2 separate regions of the Mus musculus genome follow, and region 2 is linked to region 1. A link is a loop called in an ENCODE intact Hi-C map of the cell type or tissue named here. Cell type or tissue: heart. All regions are shown on one strand. Each heading gives the region's core, and the rest is flanking DNA. Links, peaks and the distances in the headings are about the cores only.

Region 1 (15,671 bases), core at 5,150-7,649:
CAGGCATGGAGCCTGAAGACAGGCAACTACCAATCCCTAAGGTCCAGATGCACTTTCTCTGGCATTCACTGTGGCAGACTTGTCTATCTGGGAGCACAGCTTTCCCCCAGGAGGTGGGAGGGATCACAGGGCTCTTGTGGTGTTCTGGCTTCTGTTTTTCTGCAGAGTTGTGATTGGATGATTGATAGCATTGTGGGACAGTGGGTAACTTTCTGTTCTTTTAGGGAAACACTAGGATCAAATCAATGTGCAATGTGGCTGTCTTGTGGCTTCAGTGCCCAGAGGCTTTGCTGAGTTGAGCCCTGACTCCAATCCCTAAACAATACAAATGCCTCTAGTGAAATGTCAATAGACACTGCTTTTCACTTGATGGCATTAGGCTCAGGGAATGAGCACACTGAGCAATGTCAGGACTTCCCAAAGCCAAGGAGGACTGCTGGCCCCTGGGAGGGGATCCGGGGATATCACCCCAGCATCTTCTGTTAGGTCCTGTCCTGTGAAAGCTCAATGGAAGGTCAACCTGCTCCTTCTACTCCTCTTGTCTATGGCAGGCGAGCCAACTTCCTGTTGATGTGTGTGTGTGTGTGTGTGTGTGTGTGTGTGTGTGTGTGTGTGTGTTTAAATCAGAAGAAGTACCAACACCAAGGGCCTGGGGACAGAAAAAGAAACAAGCCAGAAAGACTTTTCAGTAGGTATGGGTGCCAGACCTGAGCATTGAGGTGGATCCCCAGAACCCATATAGTGGAAGGAGAGAGCCAACACCCCTAAATTGTCTTCTGACACACCCAAACATCCACACCCTGTCCGTGGCCCTGGGCTTTATAAGAAAGGAGGAGCACTTACATCCCAGCCAGTCAACAGCTGGCTTTTGGGGCCTTTCTAGAAAGGTTCTGAAGGCAGGAATGGTCTTGGTTCTGGGTACCAGTGGCATTGAAGAGAGTCTCCCTCCCTTGTGTGGTGGGAATTGGTGGACTTACCTCCTGTTTGGTTTGGAACCCAGGAACAAGGGACCAAGGTGCCTATTTTACATAGCAAAGCAGACCTGGCCTCCAGGTTTTCCCAGCATCCCTCAGTCCCTACCTGACATACCTTACCCCCATGCCTGAACTTTCCAGCCTTCCCCCCAGAGGTTCTTGCCTTTGTAATCCAGACACTTTGCTTGTGATTATAAAAAGATAAAGAAATATAAGAATATGTTCTATGGGGTGTGGTGAGGTATGGGGGGAGGGGGGTGCCTTAATGGACCCATGCCAAGGTGTCCTTTCCCCCTGAGGGACCAGCCACATGGCGGTATAGTATAAAATAGCATTTATTCAGGGCCTGAGGAGGGGAGTTAAAGAGTACTAGAGGCAGAGAAAGGCAGAGAGAAGGAGAGAGTAAAGAAGTAGAGGCCGGCCATGACCATGGTGATAGAGGAGGGAAGGGAATGGGGAGAGAGGGGGAGCAAGAGGCAAGAGTAAGAGAGAGAGAGAAGGGGCAAGCAGCCCGTTTTATTGTGGGCCAGGCCTACCTGGCTGTTCCCAGGTAACTATGAGTAGGAGCATACCTGGCCGTTGCCAGGTAACTGTGGGCGTGGAGTCCAGACAGAATCTTAACATGCACACATTTGCGCTCTCTTTCCCCCAGTCCTCCCTCCCTTCCTTCTGCCCTTTCTCTCTCTCTTTCTTTGCCTCTCCCTCCCTCCCCTCCCACCTCTCTGCCCTTCCCCACCATACTCCCCACGGTGACATCTCTGGCCTCAGTCCTTGGGGTCAGTGACCTCACCTGAGAGCAGCTTCCCAATAAACCTGTATTTAATACAATCTACTCTGGCTTGGATTGGCTCATTCACTGGCAGAGAAATACCTCATCACCTACTATCATTGTTTTTTCTCAGCCATTATAAGAAAGAAGGGGGAAGTCTACTGTCAAATTCCAGCCTTTGTGGGGCCCTGGAGCCCCACACAAATCCTTTGATGCTAGAACAAGAACAAATCATCAAGGGTGAGTTTGTCAGTGGTGCTTACTTTCCCACAGCAAACACTGTCAGCCCCACAGTGAGTTTCTGTGTGGCGTAGTACTTTTCCAGCAGAGCTGTGTCATAAGTGCCTTCCCACACAATCGGCGCCTTCCACGGGGTCACTGTCAAAACATCCGGGCGGTTCCTGGTGAGAAGAAGCATGCAACACCGAGTCAGAAGCATTACACTGAGGTGTGGTGAGAGACTGGCCAAGGAAGGGAGGCCAGTGACTGTCACTGAATCTTGCCTGCATGAAAGACAGGAATTACAGAAGGGGTGGAGTCTTGGCAAGGGCCAGGCACAAATGCATAGGGTACCTCCAACTCTTGGAATAGAGTGAAGTACAAAGATAGTAGGTCCTGGATGGGTGAAATACAAGTTGTGCAAGCTTGCTTGGCCTTGTGGCATTTTCCTGTTATTTAAAGCTAAACCTCACTGGTTCCCAGTGCTGTTGTCTGCAGTATGGACAGTCTGGCCCTTATCTGCCTAAAGTCACACAGCTACTAAGGAGGAAAGCTGTGACTTGAACCCAGAGTCTTTCTGTGGAGTCTAGTGCTTTGAGCCCCAGTTTTCATTGCTCCTTAGATGGACACGTGCTCAGCTGATAAAGTCTGGCTAAACCCCAGATTTGCCTTTGTCCACTCAGTAGCTACTGCAGCATTTCGTCAGCACTGAACTGTGATAGGCCAGTGTGGCACTGGTATTAGGAGCTCACAGGAGGCAGCTCTGAGGGGTGTTCACCTGCAGAGCTTTACCCTGGTAGAACATTTACTCCCTTCCCAGGCTGGCTTTATTGAGTGATGGTATTTCAAAACAAAAAGGAGAAAATAAATAATCATATGCAGATTCTCTTTCTCAAAAGCAGCGTTTGTGAATGTTATCTCCCTCCTATGTCAGAGCCTCATCTGCTGGGCTGTTGACTTTGCTGTCAAGGAAGGAAGGAAGTCTCAGTAGCTCTAACCCAGCCAACCTCCTCAGTCTGTCTTGTTGTTGCTGTGCGTGAACTACAGTGTTGCTCATTGTTCTATATGAGCAGATGATGTTATACTGTGGTTAATGAAAAGACTAGGCCTGTATTTAATGTGTCGTGTATACCAGGAGCTAAGAACAGGCCTTTCCCTCCTGCACTTAGCCCCACACCAGCCATTGCCAGCACTCACTGTCAAGGCAAGAGAGGCTCCGGAAGGGGAAGGGGGCTGAGCCACTGGCCTCTTAATTTTCACAAAGAGCCAAACTGAAGTTTAAGCACTGAGAAATGGTGGAGTGGAAACCTAAGGGTTCTTTGGAAAGTCAGTTAGATGGTGTTTTGCTGGGGCAAACATGTAAAGGAACACTTCGTCAAGGTGCACACAGGTGAAAGACTAAGGCAGACTTTTGAAGGAACGTTTCACTGAAGCAGACAGAGGAGAGAGGATGTTCTACTAAAGTAAGAATGTGAAAGGACTCATGATGAAAAATTCTTTGTATTGGTCCGCTATACACTGCATAGTTGAGGTGCATTTGTCGGGATGCCATAGAGAGAAATGCACCAAAAGAAATTCTGGTGGTGTGCTGTAGTTTGCTGCTGCTTTCAAGGACTTAGCTGATTAGATGCAAGTGCTGAGGCAAAGTATATGGAGGACACGTGATGTTTGGAGGGTATAAATAGGACTCCATGGAGTGACGGAGACAGAACTTGGCTTGCTGGTACAGTTACCTGTGCAACACTTGTGACTCTTATCTTTCCTGATCTTCACTTCCCTGAGAGAGGCAGAGCAGAGACTTTCTCTTGGTGTTCTTATTAGTCCCTCCTGCTGACCCGAGCTGAGGCTGAGCCTGGCTCTCTCTGCTAGGTCATGTAACCACTGTTGCTAACCCGACCACCAAACTGGACTGCTGGTGTATATGTGAGGTGTTTGCGAGTGGATGGAGCTGGCACTCGCTGCCTGCTAACCTGTGAACTGAACTGCTGATTTCCAAACAACACAGACAGGAGTTGTTCCAAAGAACCTTTGTAATATAGGTCTACTTCCCCCATATCCTTTCTTTTCCATTACCTCTGGTGGGTGGTGGGTTACAAGGAAGGTTAAAGCGTTTAAGAACTATCATTAAAAATAGGATTTGAAAAAGTTAAAGTTACAAAATGGCACCCAGTTCTTCCCCTGAGAACCTTCAGTATAGTGGGTGCTCAACCCTGCCATGCCACTCCTCAGCTCTGTGGCCTCTCGGGCCCTACTGGCTTGAAACTGAGTGGAAACCCAGTGTCCACCTTGGCTATTTGAAAGTGAGAACCTCCTTTGAGCAGGAAGACAAAACAGCGCTATTAAAAATTAAAGCAAAATTAAAAATTGAAACATTCTATTTCCCGGTCATTAATTGTTCAGTTCCACTGGCAATTTCAGCATGTCAGTGGCGCGTGACGGAGAAGCCAGACAACAGCCTGGAAGTGCAGGTGGGAGCAGGTGGGAGGCAGGATGAGGGGACTCCAGTTTCTAGGGGGAAACTGTGCCTGAAGCAAGCTCAGTCATCAAAACCCACAAGCACATCCCCTCAAAGAAGCCACTGTGATACTATCAACTGCCTGAGCCAAGACCGCCATGATAAGGTTCTAAAGAGCGGGAGGAAACGGTGCTATGTGACACTCAAATGCCCTTCCTTCTGCACTGGGCACTCAAACTGTGTGACCTCTGTATGGCCAGGTCCACCATAGGGGGCAAAAACTTCAGGAAAATGACCACCTCCTGCAATAGAGCATCCGGGTCTCTAGGTTACTAGGAGTTCATGCCCAACTGTATGTCTTCATGCACAGGTACATTAGTGGTATCCACGGGTTAGCTAGAGGAAGTATTACAATTCTGTGTATTAGGCTGGACAGGTGGCTCGGCAGGCAAAGGCACTTTCGTGGGAGCTGACAGCCAGAGTTTGATCCCAGGAACACACACAGTGGAAGGAGAGAACCAACTCCCACAGGTTGTCCTCTGACTTATACATGCGGGCCTTGCCACACACAAATAAATGAATCGATGTTTAAAATTCTTATGAAGCACACAGTAGACTGAGGAAAGATGTGGAACACACATCACACAAGCTGTACAATCCCAATAGAGAGGTAATGTCAGCACAAACAGCGGAGGTGGCTATGGAAGGGAGAGAGGCTGTGGAAAGAATCTGAGAGGGAGAATTGATAATAGAATTTTACTGTTGGTGGACAACGGAAAACTTCTCCCAGGCTAGGACTGAGGTATTTAAGAAGATGGGAAATGAGAAAGAAGAGGTTGGGGCGGAGCTGAGATATCTACAGCAGCCATCTCTAGCTGTCTAGCCCTGGGTTTGTGGGGGGGCGGGGGTGTCTTACCTCCATAGGCACCATCTCTAGCTGTTTAGCTCTTAGACATCATCCCCATAGCTGCCATCTCTAGCTGTCTAGGCCCCGGACCTCATCCCCATCTAAGAGGCTTAGCAAAGCTGCAGTGCTCCCAACATTTTACACTCATAGTGTCCCAGGCAGCTACTCCATGCCCAGCCTATGGTAAGATACGGGCAGGATGGAATTCTCAGTCTTGCACACTGGCATGAATCTCCTGAGAACTCAGTGGACTTGCCAGAACATCTCCAGTTTCTCCAGAGCCTGAGCTCCGTCAAAAAGAACGAGGCACTGTTCTCTCCTTCCTCTACAGCTGTGCCTCACCCCTTGAGAGGTCTCTTTCTCTGCCTGCTCCTCCAGGGCTGAGACAGAACACACCCGGTCCTACTCCTCTGCCCCAATGACCTCATCTGTGACTACAGATCTCCCTGCTACCTGTAGCCTGATGACACCTCACCTTCTGTCTTCAGCTCATCTTCAGCCAAGCTCATGAGCAGCTGAGGCTTTCCACCCAGAAACTCCTTAACACATACACGACACAGTGCCACCTCTCAGGTCCTAAGCCTGTGGCAGTTCCTAATGTCCATTTCCTAGAAGAACCATCAATCACAAGTCTCCCAGGGCTGACAGTCGCCCTGGGCAGCTCTGATCACACCTTTCCCGTCAGCTGATCACATGACCTTAACATCTACTGCCCTCTAGGACTATGACGTACACACACCCCACCCCTCTACCCACTCCCCACTTCCTGCCCATCCCGTCTCCTCCCTTCTTTCCTGTCTTCTTTCGATATTAGTCCTTGGGATCAACCCAGGGTCGCATGCATGCTAACTACATACTCCGCTACTGAGCTAAGAAACCCCAGTTCTGAGATGAGGAACTTCTTAAACGTATCATAGTGTCCCCAACACAGTGCCTAACACAGTATCTTTTAAAGCTTTAATTTGAAAGAACTACAAGTTTGGTTGTGATCAAGTGAAGAAATAGTTTATATTATATGCAAATAATACACATATGCACAGAAACAAAACTCTACTTACAAACACTCATCCTTAGGGTATGCACTTTGATCATCTCTTATACTTCAATGCTATGTGTAGGTGTGTGTGTGACGTGTATGTAGTGTGTGGGCATGCAGATTCCACAGCCCACATGTGGAGGTCAGAGGACAACCACAGGTGACAGTTCTCACTTCCCACCATGTTTGAGGCAGGGTTTCTTGGGGGTTCCCACTTCCTAAAGCAGCCTGACTGACCTAAGACCTTCCAGGGATTCTCTTGTCTGTATTTCCACCTTTATGCTTGGGCTCACACACGCAGGCCACTGCATCTGGCTTCACACAGCTTCCAGGGGTCTGACCTCCAGTTTGCACACTAGCACGGCAAGTGCTTTGCCCGCTGCACCAACGCTACCATTCCTTGCTTGTTTTTAAAGTCTGTTTAGGCTTGATACTTCGGCTGCTTTCTGAGAACGTGAGTGGGTAGCGAGCAGCAGTTTGGAAAACACCAGCTACCATTTCCTAGTTTCTGATAGACACGCGTTCTCTGCTTGTGTACGGAGTGGATTCCTGGCTCTGGGATCTCCTAGCTCATAATTTCTACCTCATGGATATGTTTTAGCTGAATCTAGAGAGAGTTTTCTTGGCTCACCCTAGACCTTGTCATTTTCTCAGCAGCATCCTATGTGGCCTGTAAAGTCCTTAACACCCAGTGTTTATGTTTAACCTACCACTGGCCATTTCCTGCTGCAATTACCACAGTGTTCAGTCTGGTTCAAAGCACCCAGATCTTAGTTTCTTAGCCAAAGCCCATTGAGGAAGGTCTACCCACTCCTGCCAGCATCCCCTCCTGCCAGCACCCCCTCCTGCCAGCATCCCCTCCTGCCAGCACCCCCTCCTGCCAGCATCCCCTCCTGCCAGCACCCCCTCCTGCCAGCACCCTCTCCTGCCAGCACCCCCTCCTGCCAGCACCCCCTCAGCACTCCCCTCAGCATCTCCTCAGAACCCCACTCAGCACCCCCCACCCCAATCTCCTGTCTGTCCTTACTTTGGATTGAACCAGTCCCATAGCTGAGGCTCTTCAATGCGATCTCCATTTCTACCCTTTTCTCTCCGTCCTTCTACGTTGTCTTCTTGATAACTGTGGGTCCTGTGGACAAAGGTAGGACAAAGTTGGTAAGGACAGGTGGCTTCCATGACTCGTGTCTCAAGGGAAAGAAGGCATCACTCACACCACTGGGTGGACTGGAGGACTCAGGGCACTGACCCCTTGATCCCTACACACTTCTGATAAAAGGTACAGCATTTGCCTCTCTGGCCACCATGTGGGTCAGGGGCTGAGGTTCCAGTGACCCTGTAACCCTCAGTTATTTCAGAAGTCGGTGAGATGTTTCAGAACAGTACTCCAAGGGACATTTCTGTTCTGTGTCTATTCTGAAATTTCCACTTCAGCCTGAACTTCACCCTTAACTGGAGAAGAAAGGGCAGAGGAAGGAGGAAGGCAGACAGGAAGGGGGGGAGGAGGGAGTGGGAGGAGGGGGAGGGAAGCGGGGAGACACTCAGAATTCCACTTGTAAGTTAGCCTCCTCTGAACTGGTGAGATGGCTCATCCTGTAAAACTGCTTGTCCTGAAAGCCTGAGCATCTGAGTCTGGTGATCACACACTGGAACCCGTACTGGAAAGGCAGAATTGCCTCCTGAAAGCTGCCTTCTGACCTCCGATGAGTACTATGGTGTACACACAGCTGCAATCATACACACGTCATACACACAAACACACTCCCCACCCCTCACAATAACAATAGAAGCTAACAACAACAAAAACAACAACAGCAATGAGGAGACTCCATGAGTGAGTCCAGTGAGCCAGAAGAAGGGAGGGAGGAGGCCATGGGTCCTCTGTGGGTTTCAGGGACTTAGGAACCCATCCTGATCCCTTACCCATTTTTAAACCAGCTTGGGAACCACCAGTCCTTCTGCCATCTGTTCTCACCAACCTCTGGAATTCTAGGAAATGAAAAAGAATATAAACACATCTAGAAATCGAGGCGGTCCTGAACTTTAAGGGTCGGGTAGCACTAGAAAAAGTGAACGTCAAGATGCAGCTCATGAAACATGGACACGCAAAAGGCAGCTGAGCTAAAGGCAGAGAGTGGACTTGAGGGGCCTCAGCTGCGCCCTTCTGGGCAGCCCTGAGCACTCTGCTCATCCCTGGGACCCCTGAAGGATAAGGGGCAGGGAAATCAGAATGGTGGAGACCCTGCAGACCTGAGAGCCTGTGGTCACGATCTCCTCCTGCTAGTGGAGTGACTTTGGCATACACTCACACTGTCTAAACTGCCACGTTCTTCTCTGAAAAGGGTAATCAATAATAATCCTTCCACGAAGGGATCTGTAATGACCAATGAGACAGCAGATATGCAAGAGCCTGGTGAACATAAAGCGGCTGTAACGAGGGGTAATATTAAAATAAGAAAAAGCACCTTCCCGAGAATGACTGCATGCGTGTGTGTCTGTGTGTGTCTGTATACATGCATGTATTATAGAGATTAATCTGAGAAAAAAATCCCATTGCCCAATCAATGAAAGCTTCAGGAAATCTGAAGATTGACAACAGAAAAGTTAGAAAATAGTTATATATCAATCTTGGCCCTGACTTTTGATAATCATGGTTAATAATCTCTACTTTCAGGTGTCTCTAGTGAGAGAAAGTTGGATGCAGTGACAAGGTGACTCTGAACAGGCATACAACATTAGGGACCCTGTTTGGAGGTGGGGTCCTGGCTTGTAGCTCAGGCTACCACAGCCGCCCTCCCATGTGGCCTATGGCAGAGACAAGAGGCTCACTCCACCACACCTGGCTAAGAAATTCACTCTAGGCCTCAATTGCCTCTGGAAATGTCTGAGATAGTTAGTGAATTCAAGACGTGCTTATAATAATTGGGAAAGAAAACACACACACACACACACACACACACACACACAAAAGTCATAGGCAATAGAGAAAGGCGGATAAGATATCTCAGTGGGTACAAAGGTACTTGCTACCAAGTCTGATGACCCAAGTTCAATTCCTCGACCCATAAGAGTAGAAGGAAAGAACCAAGTTGTCCTCCAATCTGCGCACGCACACGCACGCACACACACACACACACACACACACACAAAGACACACACACAATTTTAATAAAAGAAATATTAGTGGCTAGGAAGATTGCTCAGTGAATAAAGTGCTTGCTTCAAAAGCATGAGGACCCCAGGTCAGATCTCCAGCACTCTGACAAAATCCAAAGCAAGCGGTACAAGTGTAGAACCCTGGCACTTAGTGGGGGGTAGGGGGGGAAACCAGGAGTCCTGGGTTGGCTGGCCAGCTGGTATAGCCAAAATTAATACCCAAATTCAGTAGGAAGCTTTGTCTCCAAACTTGAGGTACAGAAGAATAGAATAATAAACCTTGCCCTCTGGCCCACACTGGTACATGCATAGGCAGGCATAACCATAGACACCCACTCACACACGTGCACATACCACACACATACACCAAGAAAATGCCACTGGTTCATTTGGTTACCCAGTGTATATTTTCGCATGACCTTGGCAATCTCAAATTCAAGTTTCACGTCTATTCTCCTCTTTACGGCTGAAGTGAGGGCTCAGTGGGTTTGAGTGTGTGGCCAAGACCCCTCAGCAGGTAAGGATACAAGGCAGGTGTAACACCAGGGAATGAATTACACCCAAATGAAGGCTACGTGTGGTGAAAGCTGTTACAAATTATTTCTTCTGAACTTCCTGGCCACCATGCAGAAGATAAGAAACTGGAACTGAACGTAAGTCCTCCCTCAGTGCCTCACAGCAGCACTGAGGGTACACACTACAGCATGCAGTTCCCTGGGCTCTTTCCCTACGTCAACCAAAAATGGTCCCCATGACAATATTTGAGGAGAGTCCCCTGAGCAGAACCGAGAGCAAAACTCATCACTATTCTACAAAGACCAGTTTGGGGACTAGCAGAGTTGCAGCCCTGACCCCAGGGCCCTAGCAATCCTCCTCCCTGTCCTGGCCTCTCTCCTCCCTTTACTGTGGCCCGAGCACTACATTGGCTGGCTTGAAGAGAGGAAATCAACTTTAGGGGCTAAAAAAAAAAAATCAAGTGATCCAGACATCCAATAGATACACAGAATTCAGAACACTTACTTTGTGTGATATATCCACAAGAAAGAGCCTTCTGGGCTAAGGACAAATAAGAAATAGAAACGTCATATACTTTTAATTCTCAGAAAGGCTTCACTGCAGTGGTTTTCCTTAAGCGTTTGGGTTCTCAGGGGATTCCCACAAGCATCACTGAGGAACAGAAGTGGGCACCCAAACACTCTCAATTCTTGTTTTTATTTGGGGGATTTTTTTCCCTCTTTCTCTCTTTTAAAGTCACCCAGCTGTTTGTTACATGACAGGAAGGTCCTCTTCCACCACAGTCCCAGAAGCTGGGCAATGAGGAAGGCGGGGAAGGTGGAAGCGCCACGGCCAGCCACCTCAGGCTGAGGATTCTTCCCCACAGGAAATAGCCGCCACATTCAGCTCAGATCCCTTCTTCTGAGCAGCCCCCATGGGTGTTGCTTTAACCAGAAGGCTAGGCCAGCTACAACTACTTTAGGGCACTAGCTCTCATCAGTCTTACACGTGCTAGGCAAGTCCTACACACCGAGTGCTGGGGCTCATGAAAAATATACAATGTAACAGAGAAGGCAACATACAGCAACATACATCCTGGCTAGGGAATTTGCCTGGGAAGAACTGGTAGAAAGCTAGTGTGGCCAGAGAGCAGCAATGAGCATAAAGAGTTGGTGTGGAGAACAGTTAGGAAGTGGGCAGTGGTCAAGGCAGCCATGGCTGGTGACAGTGCTGACCAGAGAGGCTACTGGAAAATGTGTGTGGTGGCTTGGTGCCTCTAATTCCAGCCTTGAGCAGCAGAAGCTACAAGTTTGAGGCCTCCCTGCTCTGCATAGCAATGACCAATGAGAAGTGTCTCAAAAAGACAGGACTTAGTGCCATACTGAGTAATTTGGTGCTGGGCAGAGGCACTGTGCCTAAACCCTATGGCTGACTTTGCTCATCCCATCGTTAATAGTTGTTTCAGATTCTACCAGGGTCTCTTTGGCTCTTATCTCCTCTCCCCACTTCCTCCCCACACCAGAGATCAAGCCTCCTCCCAGGGAGCAAACATCTGCCTTCCTGCCCTGTTACCTCCTCCAGCTTTGCCCCAAGATCCATACTCCAGGACAAAGCCCTAATGTACCTAGCTCCTAAATCAATGTATTAATGTAGTGCTTTGGTGAGCCTAGCCATGCACTGTTCCACGCAGTTGACACACAGTGGCTTTGGGAATCCTCACACCACTCTGTCCCCAGCCTTACTCTGGAGGGCAGGGGCAATCCATGAGTCTTCTCAAAGTCATTCTACTAATGAGGTGCAGAACCCCACATCTGAGCCTGTGGAGTAACTCCACATCTTACCATAGGAGGAGGAGGAGGAGACAATGAGAAGGAGAGGAAGGCAATGAGGAAAAAGGGGGAGACAATTAGAAAAGGGGGGACCATGAGGAAAAGAGGGCAACTATGAGAAGAGAGGAGAAGACAAGCCAACATTAAGAACACTACTTGACATTGGGGCACTATTTTGTAGTTAATGGTTGCCATCATGTCTTTAACAGCCTTCCTTCTAAATTTTACCATCTTCTCCTAGAATCTGCCAATGATATTCAGGCTCAACTGTCACTTTAGCAGCACTAATCCTCCAGGCACAGCTCAAAAAGTCACCTCTTCTGTGCCCTCCCTGATCTGATCCTGGCATGGCACTTGGCCCACAGAATGTGTTTTACAAATGTCTATGAATCTCTTTCCAGGGCAGGCAGTCTCTGCCTCCTTGTCTCACAGTCTCTCACGGTCTCCTCTCTACCTCAACTCCCTTCATTCACCTTAAATCACAGGCTCCTTATGCACGGAGCTCACCCAATCCATACTGTAATGCCCTATGGTGAAGGGCTCTATTCGGCTTTCATGTGGCCCTTGAGCACTCAGAAGACGGGAGCACTCTTCCATGGAGCCTGAGGCGGAGGATCTCAAGATCTAATACTACTTAGAACAAAGATATAAACCACTACTGACCACCCCACCCTGTTCCCCTGCAAGGCTGGCCCCCAGCAAGGCTGGCCTCCACTCTGTCATCTGCATAAAATGGCCCAGCTCAAGGACAGGCGTGCTGTAAGTAAAAGAATGGCTCACAGGCAGGCAGGCAACAGGGGCTCAAGTCCTCCCCAAACATGACCATAAACTTTAATTGAGCATTCTTGAGACTTGGTGTTGCCATCAACACACACACACACAGAGTCATTCCCACTTTGCGGAACCATTCTAAGAACAGGAGTGACACAGCCTGGGTATCCACACATGCTCAGTAACTCCGGCCACCTTCACCACCTTCTTTATCTCAATGGTTATACTAACCTGTAAGATTCCTTCTGGCTCTAAAACATGGCACTGGATTTTCAAAAACCTTGAAATCAAATGCCTTCCTGGACCATATTCTCCTTATTCATTTATTATTTTCTTTAAAAAAATTTATGGGAATAGGTATTTTGCCAGCATCACTTTCCACAGAGGCCAGAAGATGGCATCAGAGCCCCTGAACTAGAGTTACAGATGGTTGTGAGGCACGGTGTGGGTGCTGGGAATCAAACCTGGGTCCTCTGAAGGACCAGGGAGTACTCTTAACCACTGAGCCATCTCTCCAGCCCTTATTATTATTTTTTGAAACAGGATCTCACTGCAGTCCTATTTGGCCCAGAAGGCAGTATTAGTTTTAAATGACTTATATACTAGTTCTTGGATATAGTCAGTTATATTTAAATCCCTTTGAGCACAGTGCCACCTGCCTCTCTAGGGTGAATGCCCTTGGTCCACCTCAGGTCAGTGCATAGCCAGTTTGGATAGTGCCAGAGACCTGTTCCCCTTTCTGTACTCTGGCAGAAAAACAAGTGATTTCATGAATCAGAAAAACAATGTATCTAGAGTCTTAGTATCAAACAACTGCCTAAAAAGTAGCCAGACCACCTACAGCCATGATGCTCAGAACATATGCCTGGCAACAAAGATAATAATGCTCTTTCAGAGATGCCACACCCGTATGTATGTACTCTTGAGCTTTCAACTCTCCTCTCCTCTCTTCTTCTCTCCCTCTCTCTCTCTCCCTCTCTCCCCCTCCCCCCTCTCCCTCCCTCCCTCCCTCCCTCCGTACCCCCCCTCGGTGTGTGTGTGTTGCGGGGGTGAGGGGGGGATGCTGATGTGTGCAGTGCCTATGGAGGCCAGAGGAAGTCACTGCATCCCCTGGAGCTGGAGTTACAGGCAGCTGTGAGCTGCCCAATGAGGGTGCTGAGAATTGAACCCAGGTCCTCTTGAAGAGCAGCAAGTGCTCTTAACCACTGAGCCAGCTCTCTACTCACCATGTCTTCATTAGTGAGCCACTCAAAAAACAGAGGCATGGCTCTAATAAGACAACACCAAAGGTGTCTAATCAAACTCCGTTCAGAGCTTGCTGGTTATCTAAATGAGTGTTCCAGCCCCAGAGGACAAGCCCAGTGAGTGGTTGGAGACATACCTTCTAGACACCACAATCTTGATGCATGTTTTGCCCATCAGAGCAAAGACTGCTACGGTGTAGTGAATGTGTCTGTTAAAGCCCTGTCCCCAAGATGTGGCACTTGGAGGTAGGCATCTGGGAAGTATCTAGGTTTAGATGGGAGCCTAAGGCTGGGGCCTCATGATGGATTTAGTGTTTTCATAAGAAAAGGAAACAATTACAAGTTGCTTATTCTCCATCATATGTGGGTCTGGGGAGAAGGTGGCTGTCTACAAACCAAGGAGAAAGGTTCACATGGGAACTGACAAGGACGGCACCTTTGCCTAAGACACTCTGGTTGAAGCCACCACACAAGCTGTGGTACCCGGCTATTATGACAGAGATGACCAAGATGAGGATGATGAAGGCAGTGGGAATTTTCTTGTTTGCTCATCAGTGGTACAGGGATTCCTTGCAAAGCTAGGCAAGTGCTCTACCACTGACCTGTGATCTCTACAGTTTTGTTTTTAGGGTTTTTCTTTTTCTTTTTAAAACGGAGTCTCATTCTGTAGTTCAGGCTGACCATAAGCTTACTATGTAACCCAGGTTGGCTTTAACTCACAGTGATCCTCCAGACTCAGCCACTCAAGTATGGGGATTGCAGGTCTGATCCACCATGCTGGGATATTATCCTCATTTTTTAAAAGTAGGGAACTAAAGAACAGAGTAGCTGAGTAACTTGCCCAAGGCCACACAGGCAGTAAATGGGCGTCCAGGACCAACCAGGCAGTCTGGCTTTAAGGTCTAGCCAAGATGTTCTTCAGCCCAAGAGCCTAAGGGTAGCCATATCCAATTAGTGAATCATCTCTTAACTTGAACTAGCTTCCTCAATTCAAATGGCCTACTCTCCAGACCTTTTAAGTTGGTCACACCCTATCTTGTCAGGCCTTTTCTCAAAAGTGGCTATTCAGAATGAAACAACAGAACATCCCAGAAGTGGTTACATGTTTGCTACACTTTGAAACTCTTATCTTGCTCATTCCGACTGGAAGGTTGCCCCTCCTACTCCTGGACCTAAAGATACAGTTTTCTTTTTGTAGCCCCAAGAGTTCTGCTGGCTCATCTGATTTTAAAACTCAAGAGTCTGAAAGAGATAAATCAGATGGCTGACAATCTAGATTAAAGAACTCTCGGGCCACTAAACACTTCACCTTTAAAAAAAAAATGTATTCTTCTGAGAAAACTCTGGACCAGCTGAAGTGGAACTGAGCTCAGGCAGTGCTCCTTCTTAGGAGCCTGCAGGGACTTTTTGATGGAGACATATCTCCCCCTGAGGCCTCAAACAGCAGAGCTTCCAGGAGCAAAGGCAGCTGATAGATTTTAATTCACAGATGCATTTGACAACCTAGAAACATTTCATTCACCCTTCTTTCCAAGGGAGGGCGGAAGAGGCTTTCAGCCACTCACGAACGAATCACTGGTAAAACTTGGTATTTTTTTGCAGCAAATCCCAGCAACTTGGATGGTCCCTTTCATCCTGCAAATATTTTAGGACTGCGGGACTCAGAGCTGGTTTCTTGTGGAAGTCCTACCTGGATCATTTGTTTATCTTTTTTTCCTTTCTTTATTTTTCGAGTTTATGAGTATGTGTATTTTGCCTGTGTGGATGGATATGCTCCATTTGTGTTTCTGGTGCCCAGGGAGGCCAGAAAACAATGAAG
Region 2 (15,671 bases), core at 7,150-9,649, 51 kb after region 1:
GAAATTGCCCAGCCATTAAGAGCATTCTCCTGCAGAGGAGCCAGATCTGCTTTCCAGCACCTACATGATAGCTACCAACTGTCTGTGCCTCAAGTTCCAGAGGGTCCAGTATCCTCTCCTGTGCTCCAGAGGCACCAGACACACACACAGTGCACATACATACATACATACATACAGGCAGGCAGGCAAACACACAAATAATTATTTTAGTCTTAGTTCTTTTTTTTTTTTTTATAGTGAAGGGATCATACATCGTGACCAATTGGTTTCATCACAGGGATGCAAGTCTGGTTCAACAAATACAAAACCATAAATAGAACATATCACATAAACAGACATAGGGCAAAATAGGCATGATTGGCTTAATGGATACAGAAAGACACTTGACAGAGTTCAATATGCCTTCATGATGAAAAGTCTGAAACTAGGAACAAACGGAATATATGTCAACATAATAAAGATAATATGTAACAAATCTGTAGCCAAGATTACACAGGAGAGAACTGAGCATCTCCTTTAAACTCTGGGGTGACACAAGGGTGCCCACAGGTGGCTATTTTCCCCCTCATGTTCAGTGTAGTGCCCCAAGTCTTAGCTAGAGCACTCAGACAAGAGGAAGATACAAACAGAATAAAAGTAGACAACAAAGAAGCCCGATGGTTCCCGCTCTCAAATAACATGATCCTACACTTAAAATCCACCTGCTGGTTGGGGCTCAACTTTAGGCCTAGCGCTTGGAGTTTGAGGCCAGCCTGGTCTACAGAGTGAGTTCCAGGACAGCCAGGGCTACACAGAGAAAACTTGTCTTAAAGCAAACAAACAAACAAACAAACAAACAAATCTTACAGACTCCACCAGAAAACTTTTAGATCTGATAAACATTTTTAGTAAAGTTGCAAGATAGAAATATCAACATATAAAAGCCAGTAGCTTTTTTACATATACCAAAAAAAATTAACTCACTGAGAAAGGTATTAGGAGAAATATTCCATTCTCAATAGCTTCAGGATAAATAAATAAATGAACAAATGAATGAATGAATGAATGAATAAATAAATAAATAAATAAATGTACAATATGCCTAGGAATAAGCCTCTAGAGTGAAAACTTTAAGACATTGAAAAGTAAGTTGAAGAAGACAATTGATAATGAAAAGACCTTCTGTGGTCATAGTACAGCAATCCCTGTACTTCAGACAAAGGTTACTATCTACACTATATAAAGAATTGAATAAAAGTAAACAAGCCAAAAAAAGCCCTGCCAAGTAATACATGGCCACTAAGCCAACAGTTCTCAGAAGCGGAAACACAAAAGACCAATGCTTTGCTTTGCTTTGCTTTGGTTTTTAATGTGCTCAACATCTTTAGCCATCAGAGAAATGTAAATTAAAATGGCTTCCAGAGTCCTTCCCACCCTAGCCATTGGCTATCACTAAAAACACAAATGACAACAGATGTCTGTAGGCAAGGATGTGAGCAAGAGAGGTCCTTATTCACTGCTGGTGGGAATAGGAACTGGTGTAGCCACTATGCAAACCTGTGCAAGGGTTTCTCATAAAACTAATAACAGCCACGAGCCCCAGGTCTACCATTCCTGGACTCTCTGTCATAGGCGGAGATCCTTGGCTGCCCATGTCAACAGCCGATCTGTTCATAAGCAAAGAGATGAAATTCAGCCTAGGTGTCCATCGGCTGGTGAGTGGACATCAAAGTTCAGGGTATACTAATATGCACGGGAATCTTATTAAGCCTCAAATAAAAATGAAATTCTCAGGAAAATGGATGAAAATGGAGACTAGTATATTGAGGTAGCCTGCCTGGCTCAGAAAGATGAATACCTCACATTCTCTCTCATGAGCTGATATATATGTGTGTGTAGTTATGCGTTTAGGTGTTAGCTATGTAAGTGTGGGCGTAGGGTATGAAACTAGAAAGGGGACATAAGAGGAGAAAGAGTTTAAAGGAACGGAGGGGGACTACCAGGGACAGAAGGGTCCAAGTGAAAGCATGGGAAGGAGGGAGCGGGGAGGAGGACAGAAAGGGAGGAGGCAGGGTGGGAGGAGGGGAGGAGGGGAAAAGGGAAGGAGGGAAGAGAGGAGGAGGGGAGAGCAAAGCTTTGTATAAAGATATCTCAACCAATGGAGGAGCTAGAGAAAGTACCCAAGGAACTGAGGGAGTCTGCAACCCTATAGGTGGAACAACAATATGAACTAACCAGTACCCCCAGAGCTCGTGTCTCTAGCTGCATATGTAGCAGAAGATGGCCTAGTCAGCCATCGTTGGGAAGAGAGGCCCCTTGGTCTTGCAAACTTTATATGCCCCAGTACAGGGGAACGCCAGGGCCAAGAAGTGGGAGTGGGTGGGTAGGGGAGCAGGGCGGGGGGGAGGGTACAGGGAACTTTTGGGATAGTATTTGAAATGTAAATAAAGAAAATATCTTATCATGAAAGAAAAGAAAAAAGATATCTCAAAAAACTTGTTTTGTATGCTAATTAAAAAATAAGCAGCTGAAGAGATTGGTCAGCAGCACTGGCTGCTCTTCCAGAGGATACAGGTTCAGTTCCCAGCACCACATATTAGCTCACAACTGTCAGTAATTCCAGTTCCAGGGATCTAGCGCCCTCTTCTGGTTTCTAAAGGCACTGTACTTGTGCGCACATAATCACATACAGATATATATATAGGTAGATACATATATATAATCAAAAATACATATTAAAAAATAAATATAACAAAAATACTTGCTTAGGCAGGTGAGGGGGTATGTGCTTGGGAAATGGGGGGCAAGGGGATTCAGAGAGAGACTGAAGCTAATCTGGGATACATAGACTATACTGAAAAGGCCTGTCTCAAAAACCTACTTCTTCGGCTGGGTGGGCATGGTGCTGTATGTCCTTAGTCCCAGAACTGAGGAGGCAGAGGCAGGTGGACATCTATGAGTTTAAGGCCAGTATGGTCCATGTATCAACTTCTAAGCCAGCCAGGAAACTATCTGAAAACCAGGTTCCTTGGGCTGGCCAGTTAGCCCAGCAGGCTAAGGCACTAGTTATGAAGCCTGAACATCTGAGCTCGAGTCCCAGGAACCACATGGCGGGAAGAAAGGTCAAAGTTCTACAGACTGCCCACTGACCTCCACACAGGCACCATGGCACGCACACACCCATCCACATCCACATACAATGAATGTAATTGTCATTTTTATAAAATGCCACTGTTCCTGCTGGCTCCGCTTCTGGGATTCAACTCACTCACTGCTCCTTCCGCTCTGTCCTCCTCTCTTTGTGTATTTTGGTAATCTATTTGCCCAATGGAACCTCTCCATCCCATCCTGTCCTTCTCCCAACAGCCACCCCCTCCCAGCACTGTTCTGCAACACTTAACAATGAAGGCAATTCATTCCTTTCTCTGCCCTCCTTCCTGTCTTCTCTCTCAGCTACCGGCACCATCATTAATCCAGTGACCCTTGTCATATGTAAAGCCAGGAACATTCCCGAAACTGCCTAGATTGTTGACTACAAGAACCAAGTCTGAAACTCCCTAGTTGATAACACAGAAGACTCTGGAGCCCAGGAATCTCTATGCCTAAAGCTGGTCTGGGGCAGACAAGCACAGGAGACAGTTTAGCATCCCACAGTGCAGTTGACAACCTAGTTCCTTCACCTGCACACACTACACACACATACACACACTACTACTCTCCTATGCAGTCTTCAGCCCTTCACCTGCACCCAGCTTTTGACAATTCCCATTCAAGTGCAGGAAGAACAGAACCGCCAATCCAGCTTGAACTGCCTTTTGAATATGTGGGCAATAAGGCAAAACTAAGCCACCCAGTAGCCTTTTAGGGAGAATCTCCCTAGGTGGACATATGATTAAAATTAGATACATTATAGGAAAGAACACATACAATAAGAAAAATTAGATCTGCCAGGCAGTGGTGGCGCACACCTTTAATCCCAGCACTTGGGAGGCAGAGACAGGTGGATTTCTGAGTTCGAGGCCAGCCTGGTCTACAGAGTGAGTTCCAGGACAGCCAGGGCTACACAGAGAAACCCTGTCTCGAAAAACCAAAAAAAAAAAAAACAAAAAAAAACAAAAAACCAAAAAACAGATCCAGGAAGTCCCTGAAACTGACCAGATTCACTAGGCCCCTCCCTACAAGAGCAAGCAATAAAAACTGAGAGTTACTCTCAGACTGATAGAAGCTGAGCTGCAAAGAAGACTCTGAGACCAGACCAGCTGCCTGGAAGAAGCAGAAACCAGCTGGACTGCCTAGACCAGGTTTAGATCAGTTACCTGGAAAGGGTACTCTCCAACTATTGAATTATCTGAAGGCTATGCTCCAGGTTCCCAGCTTTTGTGACTTGTCACCTGTCCTTTGATGATACAGCTATCCATGAGTCATGTATACTTCTGTAAGTAACCCCTCACCTATATTCCCATAAATAACATTAATAAAGCTCTGGGGTCCGCCAAGTTGGATTTTGGTGGTATCCGTATTTTGGTCTGCCCTGGACTCACTATCCAGGTGAGTAGACAGGTGTGCTGTATCCCCTGGCAAAAGTTTTGTCACACAAGACTTCAGCCACTTCTCAGAAAATGACCAGCCTAGACCAAACACAAGGACTGTCCCTCTAAAAACCTTCCAACTCATTAAAACCAAGAATGCTTACGGTTTATGTATTTTAGTGTACGTAAATTAGAGTGTAATTAAAAATTAGTAAATAACTTGTAAAGACCCCTGATTATTTATCAGAAAGCATATTCACTTCAAAAAATAATATTTATACCTGAACTGCACCTGTTGAAATGCTCAGCCCCACCCACTACCTCTTCCCTTCCACTCTCCCCAGCCCTTCCCCCCAGAGTCATGCCATCTGTTCCTTAGTCGTTTTCTTGCCATGGTGGGAGATGCTGAATAGAAAGTGAGCAACCAGGTTGTGGTGGCATACGCCTTTAATCCCAGCACTTGGGAGGCAGAGGCAGGGGAATTTCTGAGTTCGAGGCCAGCCTGGTCTGCAGAATGAGTTCCAGGACAGCCAGGGCTACACAGAGAAACCCTGTCTCAAAACAAAACAAAACAAAACAAAACAAAACAAAACCACACACTCCAAACAAACAAACAGGAAGCACACAAGCCTTAGAGGCTGGCTGGAGTGCATTCCAACCTCAGATTCAATCCAAACCCTGAGCACCCATAAACCAGTGACTTGGCTTCTCCCAACTTTGATTTCCTTCTCTATAAATCCAGCCAACAGTGCCAAGCTTATCCTGTTAGGCTGGGGAACCTAAGAGACCCATGTACACTAAAAGTTTCACCAAGACCCAGAAGTGCACAGGGAATAAAACCCATGGTCAGCCCCTGGCTCAGAAGTGTCAGAAACCGGGCAAATGGCTGCTCAGAGTCAGTATGGCCAGTGCAAGGCGGCCTTTCCTGCTCTGTGACTGAGAAAGCTTCCGGTAAAGTTTAGCCACAGGGGGCCATTGACAGTAATCAATTGATCTCCCGCCTTCTGATCTCAGGCATTCCACTGAAAACTGACCCTAATCACAGGGAATGGGGACAGGAGGCCTCCCCAAAACATCCTCTTGGGGCGTTCCTAACACAGAAAGTAGAAATAAAAGAATCGGTTCTATGTAGTAAGATCACAGGAGCAGGAGCCAGGGTCTCCAGGTACCCCTCCTAGGCCATTTGGGGCCTGCGCCAATACTCAAAGTCCCTGGAACCAGGTAATCCCAAGTGAAGTGTTCAGCCCTGCATTTAGTCACCAGACACCTGTTACTTGCAAAAGATAGCTTGGACCCGCACGCGGCTCCCATCAGGAAGAAGCAACTACTCCCAAAAATAACTGTAAGGAAGCACTATCAAAAGGCAGAGACTCCCGTAGTCCTGATGCCCCAATCCCTGGACAACCCGAGCCATGGCGAGCCCCCTCGCCTTTGCCTACCCAGAGCCTGAGAGCGCGAGGTCTTCAGCAGAATCGGTACTTCTCATTCCAAGAAGAGTCTACAAGGGAAGGTGTCAGCCAGCTAAGAAAAGGCAGGGCTAGGGCTCCACCCAGAATCTCCAGCCTCCTAAGACACACCTATCTACCTCCGGGCGAATGAAAGAGGCAGTCAGATCTGTTCTGGGGCCGATAGTGGCCCAGACAAGCAAAACTACAAAAATAAGAGTCCCTGGGGTCCTTCCTGAGGGAGGAGCTAGTGGCGTTGACATCCCCGCCCTCCTAGCCTCTTCCTGGCCCCCGCAGCAAGGAGGACAGCACTCTCTCCAGTCTCTGTTCTCTCTCCTCCGCGCCCCCCCCCCACAACATTATTTCCCGCTTTGCTGTTTCTTGGATGATTTTCAAGAGTTTGTGCAATCGCATATGTATGAAAATGCCATAATGAAACACAGTACTTTGCATGCAAAATAAATATAAAATAATAAAACGTTTGTGTGTGTGTTTTGTTGAGAGGTTCCCCTGCCATCTTCAAACACTTGATGGTGTCTCCTTGCAGTGGGAACGAGGTGGTTTGAAAAGTTGTGACGAGATTACCTCCCATCACCCAACACAGCAAAGTTAGTGCCTGAGACTTTGCCCAGGCTTGATTTTGGCTTGGTCCTTCCTTCACTGTTAGGAGTCTGTCTGTCTCTCAAATTCGAGTGTCTCTCACTTTGCCCCTACCTGCACCCCTTTTCCATCTTGTCCATAAGAAGAGCCAACCCGCCCTGTCCTAACTACAGTAGGAAAAGACACCTCCTGCTTTCTACACTCACTGGTTAGTACCGGTGGTCCCAGGATCTGATCTGCCCTACTCGCCCTGCCCTGCCCTGCCCTGCCCTGTGCTGCCCTGTGCTGCCCTGAATATCAGCTATTCGGATAGCGAGGGAAGGTGGCGGGAGACCCCAGTAAGCAAACAGATGCAGCGACACTGTTCAGGGTGGGACAGAGCCTAGAGTTCAGAAGTGGATACAGAGGAAATGATCGAGTGACCAGGACAAAAGCAAGGACCGAGGTAGGGCTGGGCCGGAATAGCGGCGCTCCCGCTCGCCCACACCTCCTCCCCACTGAAGCCCTCGCGTGGCTTCAGTGTCAGACGCCCGGCGGGACCCACCTGATCCGCAAAAGCAGGCCGGGTGTGTGTTGTCTGCTGCGCTGGAGACGGGACCACGCGGGCGGGCGGGCGGGCGGGCGGCGCCCTGCGCTGTAGGAGACCCGGCCGCTGCTCTGTCCGGGTGTGTCGGGTGGGGTGCGCGCCTCTGGCCCCTGCAGAGCTCGGCGGCCTAGGGCGCAGGCAAGTGGCGTGCGCCGACCCGAGGAGTGGGAGCCTAGAGAGTCCACTCCCACCCCCACCCCCAACACAACGTCCGGCGTGATGCACGTGTGATGCATCGGGTGTCCCTCACTTTACCCCAACCTGCACCTCTTTCCCATCTGTGGGAGGAGTGATGTTTCATCTCCACTCAGGCAGAAAAAAGCCTGAAACCAGCAAAAAAAAAAAAAAAAGAAAAGAAAAAGAAAAAGAAAAGAAATCGCTCACGGCCGCCTGTGTCTTCTGACCTGCCCATGGTGATAGGGGCTGCAGAGGAGGAACTACGGGTGTGTGTGTGGGGGGGGGGGGGTGTTACTGGGTGATGGGGTGGGGAACCGACACCCTATGCAATGAGGAAAGGTCTCATGGACACTGGCTTGGCTTACAGCCAGACACCTGGGAGCCTGGAAGGTCTTTCCACACTGGGTGTTTCTCTGGGAAGAAAGGAGAAAGGCCACGGGCTACAGGCTAAGGACTGCCCATGGATGCTTACTAGGCTAGGTCTCCCAGTCCTGAGCTCTGGGGTGAAAACTGGCCAAGAGGCATCTAGAGCATAGCTTGCTTGTGGCCTTCGAGCCTTGGGTGTCCTCTGATCGGGTTATACAGAGCCACTGCGACCTTCTGTAATTATTTAGAAAGGAACCCAAAATAATCGTGGCAGAGTTTATACCTCTATGCCCAACAAGCACATCTGCCCTCATCTGGTTTGCTCCACCCTCAGGCTCAATTGGATCTGTTTCATCCCCAGATAAAAGGGTATAATTTTGCTTTTGTTAAAATATCCACCATTGGTTATAGTTTTAAAAAAAATAAGATTTTTAAAGTTTTTGTTTGTTTTATGAGTGTTTTGCATGCAAGTATGTGTATGTATATATACAACGTGTGTGCTTGGGTGTCCCACAAGTTCAAAGGAAACTACTCGGAAACCCAAGATCTGGAATTCAAGATGGTTCGAGTCACCTTGTGGGCGTGGGAACAGAACCTAGGTCCTCTTTGTAAGCCCCAGAAGGCTCATGAGTAGCTAGGCCCCTCCCCTGAGGACCTCCTTACGCCAACACTCAGGTTCCGCCCACAGACCACTCTCACTTCCCTAATGGTTGGTCAGACTCAGCTCGCTGCCCCTCCTCGTTCCCTCCCCGCCCCTCTCAGCCCCCCACCCCCACCCGCGGCCAGCCATCAAAGTAAAAAGCCCAAACTCTATGGAAAGCTCCGCCCCAAGGAAAGCTGTGACAACACTGTTTTCATCTACTGTCTCTGCTGCTTCTCCCCCACAAGCCGAGGCAGCCACCACCTTCCTGGGTTCTTGTGCCGGGCCAGAGCAGAGTTATAACACTTGCAGCGGGGAAACACTCTCCCCACCCTGGAGGAGCTGTAACACTAGCTAACACTATTCCGGTCAGAGCTGTAACACCATTCTACAAGAGCAACAGGTGCGCTTTAACAGTGAGCTATCTCTCCAGCCCTTGAACATCATTGTCACAGACTAAGAAACGTATTAAAGTTTATTAACTTATTAAAGCTGTAACTTGATGTCGTGGAGATTGCACACATTGTTGAGGGTCCTATGCCAAAGGAAAGGGGACACAAGGTTCCTGAGGTAAGCACAGAGCCTACGTACTCACCAAGTACAGCGGCAGAACTTGGAAAACCCCAGTGGAACACAGCAGCAGCAGAATGGAGTCGTAGGCCCCACACAGCGGCTCAGGAATGTGGAGCCATGCAGTGGTACTGGCTAGTTTGTTTCGCCAGTTTGACACAAACTGAAGTCATCTGAGAGGAGGAAACCTCAATGAAGAGAATACCTCCTTAAGATCCAGCTGTAGGCCATTTTCTTAATTAGTGACTGATGGGGGAGGGCCCAGCCCACTGTGGGTGGGGCCACCCCATGGCGGCGGTCCTGGGTTCTATAAGAAAGCAGGGTGAGCAGGCCTTGGGAAGCAAGCTAGTAAGCAGCACCCTTCCATGGCCTCTGCATCAGCTCCTGCCTCCAGGTTCCAGCCCTGCTTGGGTTCCTGTCCTGACTTCTTTCAGTGCTGTGGAAGTGTAAGCCAAAGAAACCCTTTCCTCCACAGCTTGCTTTCAGGCTTGGTGTTTTATCATAACCATGAGAAGACAGGCAGCCAATACAATGAGCCCTTTGCTGGAGATCAATCCTAGCATTGTCTTGCCAGTGTGCTCACTGGAGCTCATTAGTAACCACAGTTCAAATAGTAAGCCGAGGCGCCAAGTGCTTTCATTTCCACTTCTCAGTTACCACAATTGAGAACACGCTGTCAACTAGACAGGAGGAGCTTTTGTTGCTGTTGTTTTGTTTTTATTAAAATAATATTTTCACTCAAGGTTCTGATCATGGTTTGCCCTCTCCAGGTCCTACCTACCAAAGCTTTATAGTTTGTTTGGGAATATGTTGCTTAGCTCGGGTTGGCTTTGAACTTGTCACAAAACTATGGCTGACCCTGAACTCTTGCCTCCACCTCCCAAATACTTAGAGTTTGGGGGGGAGGGTGCGCGCTCCATTACATCCTGCTTGGGGTGGGGGATTGAGGAGCAGACATAGCACCACACATCTATAATCCCAGCATTCGAGAGGCAGAGGTGGGAGATTGCTTCAAAATCAAAACTAGCCCAGTTGATGTAGCTAGGGACCCTGCTCAAAATAAGAAAACAAGGGCTGGCCAGATGGCTCCGTGAGTTAGGTTTGCTTGCTACTATGCCTGAGGACCTGAGTTCAGTTCCCAGAACTCACTTGGTGGACAGAGAGAACTGACTCTGTGGAGTTGTTCTCTGACTCCACACATGAGCTTCTGCCTCTGACACTAAATAAACAACTGTTGGAGAAAACAGTGATAGTTCTACAAAAAACAAGAGTCCCAAAGGAGTTGCCATGTGTTACTAGGGAAATTGAAGTCCAATCCTGGGCTCTTAGTCTCATTAATAAAAATAATTTAAGAATGGACTCAAAAGGAAACTCAAAGACAACTTTATTAGAGTTCAAACAAACAAACAAACAAAAAGGAAAACAAAACTCCGTGACAGCTATTCTGTTGCTGTGAAGAGGCACCATGACCAAGGCAAGTCTTAAAAAAAGAAAGCATTTAATTGGGGGCTTGCTTACAGTTTCAGAGAGTTAGTCCATCATTATCATGGTGGGGAGCATGGTCCAGGCTCATGCATGCAACCATTCTACCTTCAAGTGACAAATGTCCTGTCTTCCTCATTTTCTTCACCTGGGTAGCTGCTGAGATTCACAGATTTTCTCTTGTGGTTTGAATAAGATACCTCCTACCCCTCCTGCAGGCTCCTATATTTGAGTGCTTAGTCATCAGGATTTGGAACTCTGATAGGTTAGAATGTTAGAACAGTAGTGGCCTTGTTGGAGGAAGTGAGTCACTGCAGGTGGGCTTTTAGGGTTCAAAGTCCTCTTCAGGCCTAGAGTCTCTCTCTCTCTCTCTCTCTCTCTCTCTCTCTCTCTCTCTCTCTCTCTCTCTCTCCCTCTCTCTCTCTCTCTCTCCCCTCCCCCTGTCCTCTGTCCCTGAGAGTTAGCTTAAACAGTTTGATCAGTTTGATCTCCAATAAGCCTTCCTTTCTCCCCAGAAGTGGTCTAGTTCAGTGGTTTCACTGTGCCCTGACTTACAATGATATAGCTCGATTGATAGTCCATTGTGATTACAATCAAAAGACGAAGGTCAGGAAGATGCTCAGCAGGTGAAAGAAAATGCTTGTCACTCAAGCCTGAGGACCTGAGTTCAATTCTAGCACCTGTAATCCAGCACACACACAATAATATGGGAGGGAGACAGGAGAACTGGCCCAAAGTCCACGGACTTACTGTCCTAGAGTGCACATCAAAGCTGTAGTAACAAGAAAGACTCTGCCTTGGGCTGGAGAAATGGCTCCACAGTTAAAATTGCATAAGAGTATGGGCTGGCGGGGCATGGTGGCACACGCCTTTAATCCCAGCACTCAGAAGGCAGAGGCAGGTGATTTCTGAGTTCGAGGCCAGCCTGGTCTACAGAGTGAGTTCCAGGACAGCCAGGGCTATACAGAGAAACCCTGTCTTGAGCCCCACCCCCCACCCCCAAAAAAGGATAGTATGGGCTAGAGAGATGGCTCAGTGGTTAAGAGCACTGACTGTTCTTTCAAAGGTCCTGAGTTCAATTCCCAGGAACCACATGGTGCCTCACGACCATATATAATGAGATCCAATGCCCTCTTCTGGTGTGTCTGAAGAAAGCTACAGTGTAGTGATATAAATAAAATAAATCTTTAAAAAGAAAAAATTACTTAAGAGTTATGAGAAACTTGTGGGTGTGGTTCCCAACAGCCACACTGGGCAGCCCTAGGGAATCAACTGGCCCCTTCTGGCTCCCACAACCACCTGAACACACACACGGAAGAGTTGAAAGGAGAGGGGAGACAGACAGACAGACAGACAGACAGAGGAAAATCCCTGCCTAAAAACAAGGTAAGAAAGAACATTTTCCCAAAACATTGCCCTCTAGTCTCTACACTAGTTCCTGACACACTAGTACCTGCTCTCCTTCCTTTTCTTCCACACGGAACACATAAGAAAGAGAGACAAAGTAAAGGGGACTAGAGAGAGGCCAGTGAACAAGAACTCACATAGCTTGCTTGTACCAGGCCCTGGATTCAACACCAGCACCACCAAAAAAATGGGGAGAGGGTGGAAGAGATGAGGAAACAGAACACTTTGCAAACATACTTTGTTGTTGGAAACTGTTATAAATGGTATATAAAATTAAAAGACTTCTGCTTCTGTGTTCAGAAACTCAAGCTGAATAGTCCATCTCCAGCAAGTCTTCCAGGTCTAATAAAACAACCTGTAATCCAAAATAAAGAAATTAATTAATTAATTAAAATATAATACAGAAAAATGGTAAGTGTGAAGCACAATGTCACAAGTTTAATCTGTTCCTTGATTTTATGCCATTTGAAATTTTTTAAGGGCTGGTGAGAAGGCTCAGCAGGTAAGAGCACTGACTGCTCTTCCGAAGGTCCTGAGTTCAAATCCCAACAACCATATGGTGACTCACAACCATGTGTAACAAGATCTGACTCCCTCTTCTGGGGTGTCTGAAGACAGCTACAGTGTACTTACATATAATAAATAAATAAATCTTTAAAAAAAAAAGAAAAGAAATTTTTAAAATTTGATGCTAAAGTTTTTATTTGCGTTTGTGTTGTGGACTTGTTCAGTTTATAGAGCCAAGGGCAGAAAAAAATTCATGCGTTGTTTAGATTTAAATTTGCTTCCTTAAAATGTGAGCTAATACCATGGGTCTGCTTTAGATATGTTTTTAATTCTTTGAGAGAAACCATCAAGCTCTCAAAAGTTAAACAACTAGCTGCGACTGAGTAAATGCCTTGACTGTTAGTTACCAGATTTTCTGTAACACTGCTTCTGAGGACACGTCAGTATGCAGGTCACCCCGGGTAATGAACCAACAGCAAACCCAAGTTAAGGTCATTACTGACTGTGCTGGAGCAGCCACTCCCAGTTTGCATTCTCCCACCTCTGAACAAGGTCCTTCCTCTTGTCAGATTCTCCTTATCTGAGTGCTGAGGTCAGGTGGCCTTTGGGAGAATCTGAAATATCCATCCAGAAGATTCTGACATGGGAAATTTCCTCCTAGCATCTTTGGTGGGGAACAGAATTAACCATAAGGAGTGCAAGGTCAGTGTTAGGTGAGCCTTTCCCACAGAAACACTGGATGAAGGAAATCCTGTGCAACCAGAAAGCCCTGGATTCCCAAAGACAGCCAGCCTTACCCTCATAGACAAACGCAGAAGTGAGATGTAGGTAGGGAAGTGACTTCTTCAAAGCCAAAAGTGTGGGGTTTTCAGAGCTAGGATCTGTCCTAGGCCTTTCCCCAGCTCCTTATCCAGTGACAGGTAGGGAAACTCACAGGTCCAATGTGGGTTGGGAGGTGTTTTAATAAAGACGCAAAAGAGATAGTGTTAACTCCACAGAACTGCAGGGTAAATATGAGACCCATATCTAGGAAGAAATGGGCATGAGCAGAACACTAGAAAAGGGAAACTTAGTCATGGTACCTCAGAGGTGGCCTGGGTCCCTGTAGGAGACAGTGGGGCACAACACATCTGAGTAGTCCTGTCAGAGACATTTACAGAAAAGGCCAGGGACTAACAACCATTAGTAAGGTACTCCCAAGAAGGGAGTATGGCATGATGGAGGTTCTGTATCAACAGGATACTCTCATCTTAACCATCAGTCATTATAGGGAAATGACATCAGAAGGAAAGGGGAAAAGATGAAGGAAACAGAAAGAGGTAAAAACTGAAGAAATAAAGGGGGTTGGGGAGGAACTTTGGAGGGAGGGAGGGAGGGAGGAAGAGAGAGAGAAGATGTGAAGGAATAATGAAAAAGAGAGAGAGAATGAATGTTTTAAGCTGTACATGCTCTAAGATATCCCATGTCACACAGCAGAGTCCCCTGCAGGGCTTTGTCCTGAGTGACCCCATCTTTCAACCAGCAGTTTTCTCCATTTGGGGCACCAATGCTGAGGCAGTGAGTCTGCATCTTACTTGTGTCAATAAACAGCCATCTCCTGGGCCAGCAGGATGGCTCAGCAGGTAAAGGTGCTTGCTGCCAAACCCAAGGACTGATTCAATGTCTGGGACCCACACAGCAGAAGGAGCAAGCTATGATAAGTTGTCCTTCAATTTCCACATGCCTGTGTGCTACCCCTAAATACTATCTGCCCCGTGTGCATCATGAGGTGCTGAATAAGTAACTTATTTACACAAATGAAGCATTGCCTCTTATGAACTTACCAAATTAAACCAGGAACGTGTGGACACATAGATATTTCAAAACCACTCCAGATTGCCCATCTCAAACATCGCAAAACCAGCAGATCAAAGGATGATGCAATTCTCCTCATATGAGATACAGAAAATGGAGGAGAATATATTAGTCAGGGTTCCCCAGAGGAATAGAACTGAATTAACAGGATAAATATGTGCATATGTGTGTCTGAGTGTCTGTATGTGTGTGTGCATCTGTATGTGTGTGTATCTGTGGGGGGAGGGGTGTATGCATCTGAGTGTATTTGAGTATATCAAGATTTAGTGAGTCTAATATAGATATTTTAGTGTAGAGATTTAATCACTCTTATGAGTGACCTACAGGAAGTGGCTGTGTAGTCAAACAGAGGCTGTCTCTCAATGGATTGGCTAACAGCTGTTTAGTCCATGAGACTGGATGTCTGACAAGTCTCAGTCTAGTGGAGAAGTCCCAGGGGATTCCTAGAGAGCTGTTGGTCTTCAGTCTACATTGGAATCCTGAAGAAGTAGGTTCAAACACCAGTGAAGGAGTGCATCAGCATCAGTGTCCACATAGATGAACCTGCCAGCAAGAGCCAAAGCAAGCAGGCAAAACCAAAAAGCTTCCTTCTCCCACCTCCTTTTATGTGTGCTGCCACCAGAAGGTGTGGCCCAGATTTAGGGTAGATCTTCTCATTGCAAATGATCCAATGAAGAAACTCCCTCACAGGTAGTCCCAGACACTTGGGTTTTAGTTCATCCTACAGTTTTCCTGTTCCTTCTGAGGGACCACAGGATACATAACAAGTTCTGGAAGAGCCAGGGCAGAGAAACCTTGTCTCAAAAAACTAAAATAGATAGGATGGTACATGATAGATAGATAGACAGACAGATAGCAAAGAAATACAGAAAGCATGACAACAGAAAAGCTATACAAGGTACAAACCAAAACTAGAGACAGTGTCTCCCTCAGGAAATCTTGGCACTAAGATGTGATGAAATGACATATCAGAACGTTACAGCTATAGAAAACCAACAGTCAGCGACCCTATAGCTAGGAGTATAGATGGGTTTATCATATGGACACTACTGGTATCTTGAACATGGAAGCCTTGGTAAAAACCTGTACCCAGTAGAAAGCTAATCTTTCACCTGTAATCCAATCTGCAGTTGTGACATCTGTGTCAGAGTATGACATCTATCTCAGACAAAATGTGATGACACTGTCAGCCACTCACATCCTAACCCTGTGTGGCACCATAACTATCAGACTCTCAGACCAGTTTTGTCCAGAGAGCTGTTGTTGACCATCCACTGGTCATTGACCTGTGCTTGCTGCTAGAATGACCAGTGACTCCCATGACAGATACAGCCACTTGCAGCACAGATGCACGCCGCTGCTGGAGCACATTAACTAGATCCTTAGTGAAGCTGAGACACTGACTTGTGGTGTCTTAGCCATTACATAGGGTTTCTATCGCTGTGATAAGCAGCATGACCAAAATCAGCTTGGGGAGGAGAGGGTTTGGCTCAGCTTACAGTTCCACAGCACAGTCCATCACTGAGGGA

The links. A loop is a pair of places that touch in the nucleus more often than their neighbours do. Peaks named below come from ENCODE experiments on the same cell type or tissue, not always from the same donor. Only the 100,000 strongest peaks of a DNase experiment are listed, where the experiment ranks them.
Region 2: it touches region 1 in a loop (2.4-fold over the local background); 4 of 42 quality-filtered maps call a loop at or near these places.

Annotation. Positions count from the first base shown.
Region 1 is chr2:35,405,939-35,421,609 of GRCm38, forward strand. Ggta1 (glycoprotein galactosyltransferase alpha 1, 3) reads right to left here. Exons shown (of 8, transcript NM_001145821.2): 5 at 8,281-8,346; 6 at 7,388-7,489; 7 at 2,007-2,144. Among named protein-coding and RNA genes, the nearest start is that of 4930402F06Rik, 17 kb to the left of the region's middle. In heart, for the core only: no CTCF peak of the experiment used is centred there; no DNase peak of the experiment used is centred there; H3K27ac peaks cover 851 bases.
Region 2 is chr2:35,455,248-35,470,918 of GRCm38, forward strand. It overlaps Ggta1 (glycoprotein galactosyltransferase alpha 1, 3), which reads right to left and starts at 6,202. Exons shown (of 8, transcript NM_001145821.2): 1 at 5,948-6,202. In heart, for the core only: no CTCF peak of the experiment used is centred there; DNase peaks (open chromatin) are centred at 7,744 and 8,364; H3K4me3 peaks cover 1,699 bases; H3K27ac peaks cover 2,346 bases.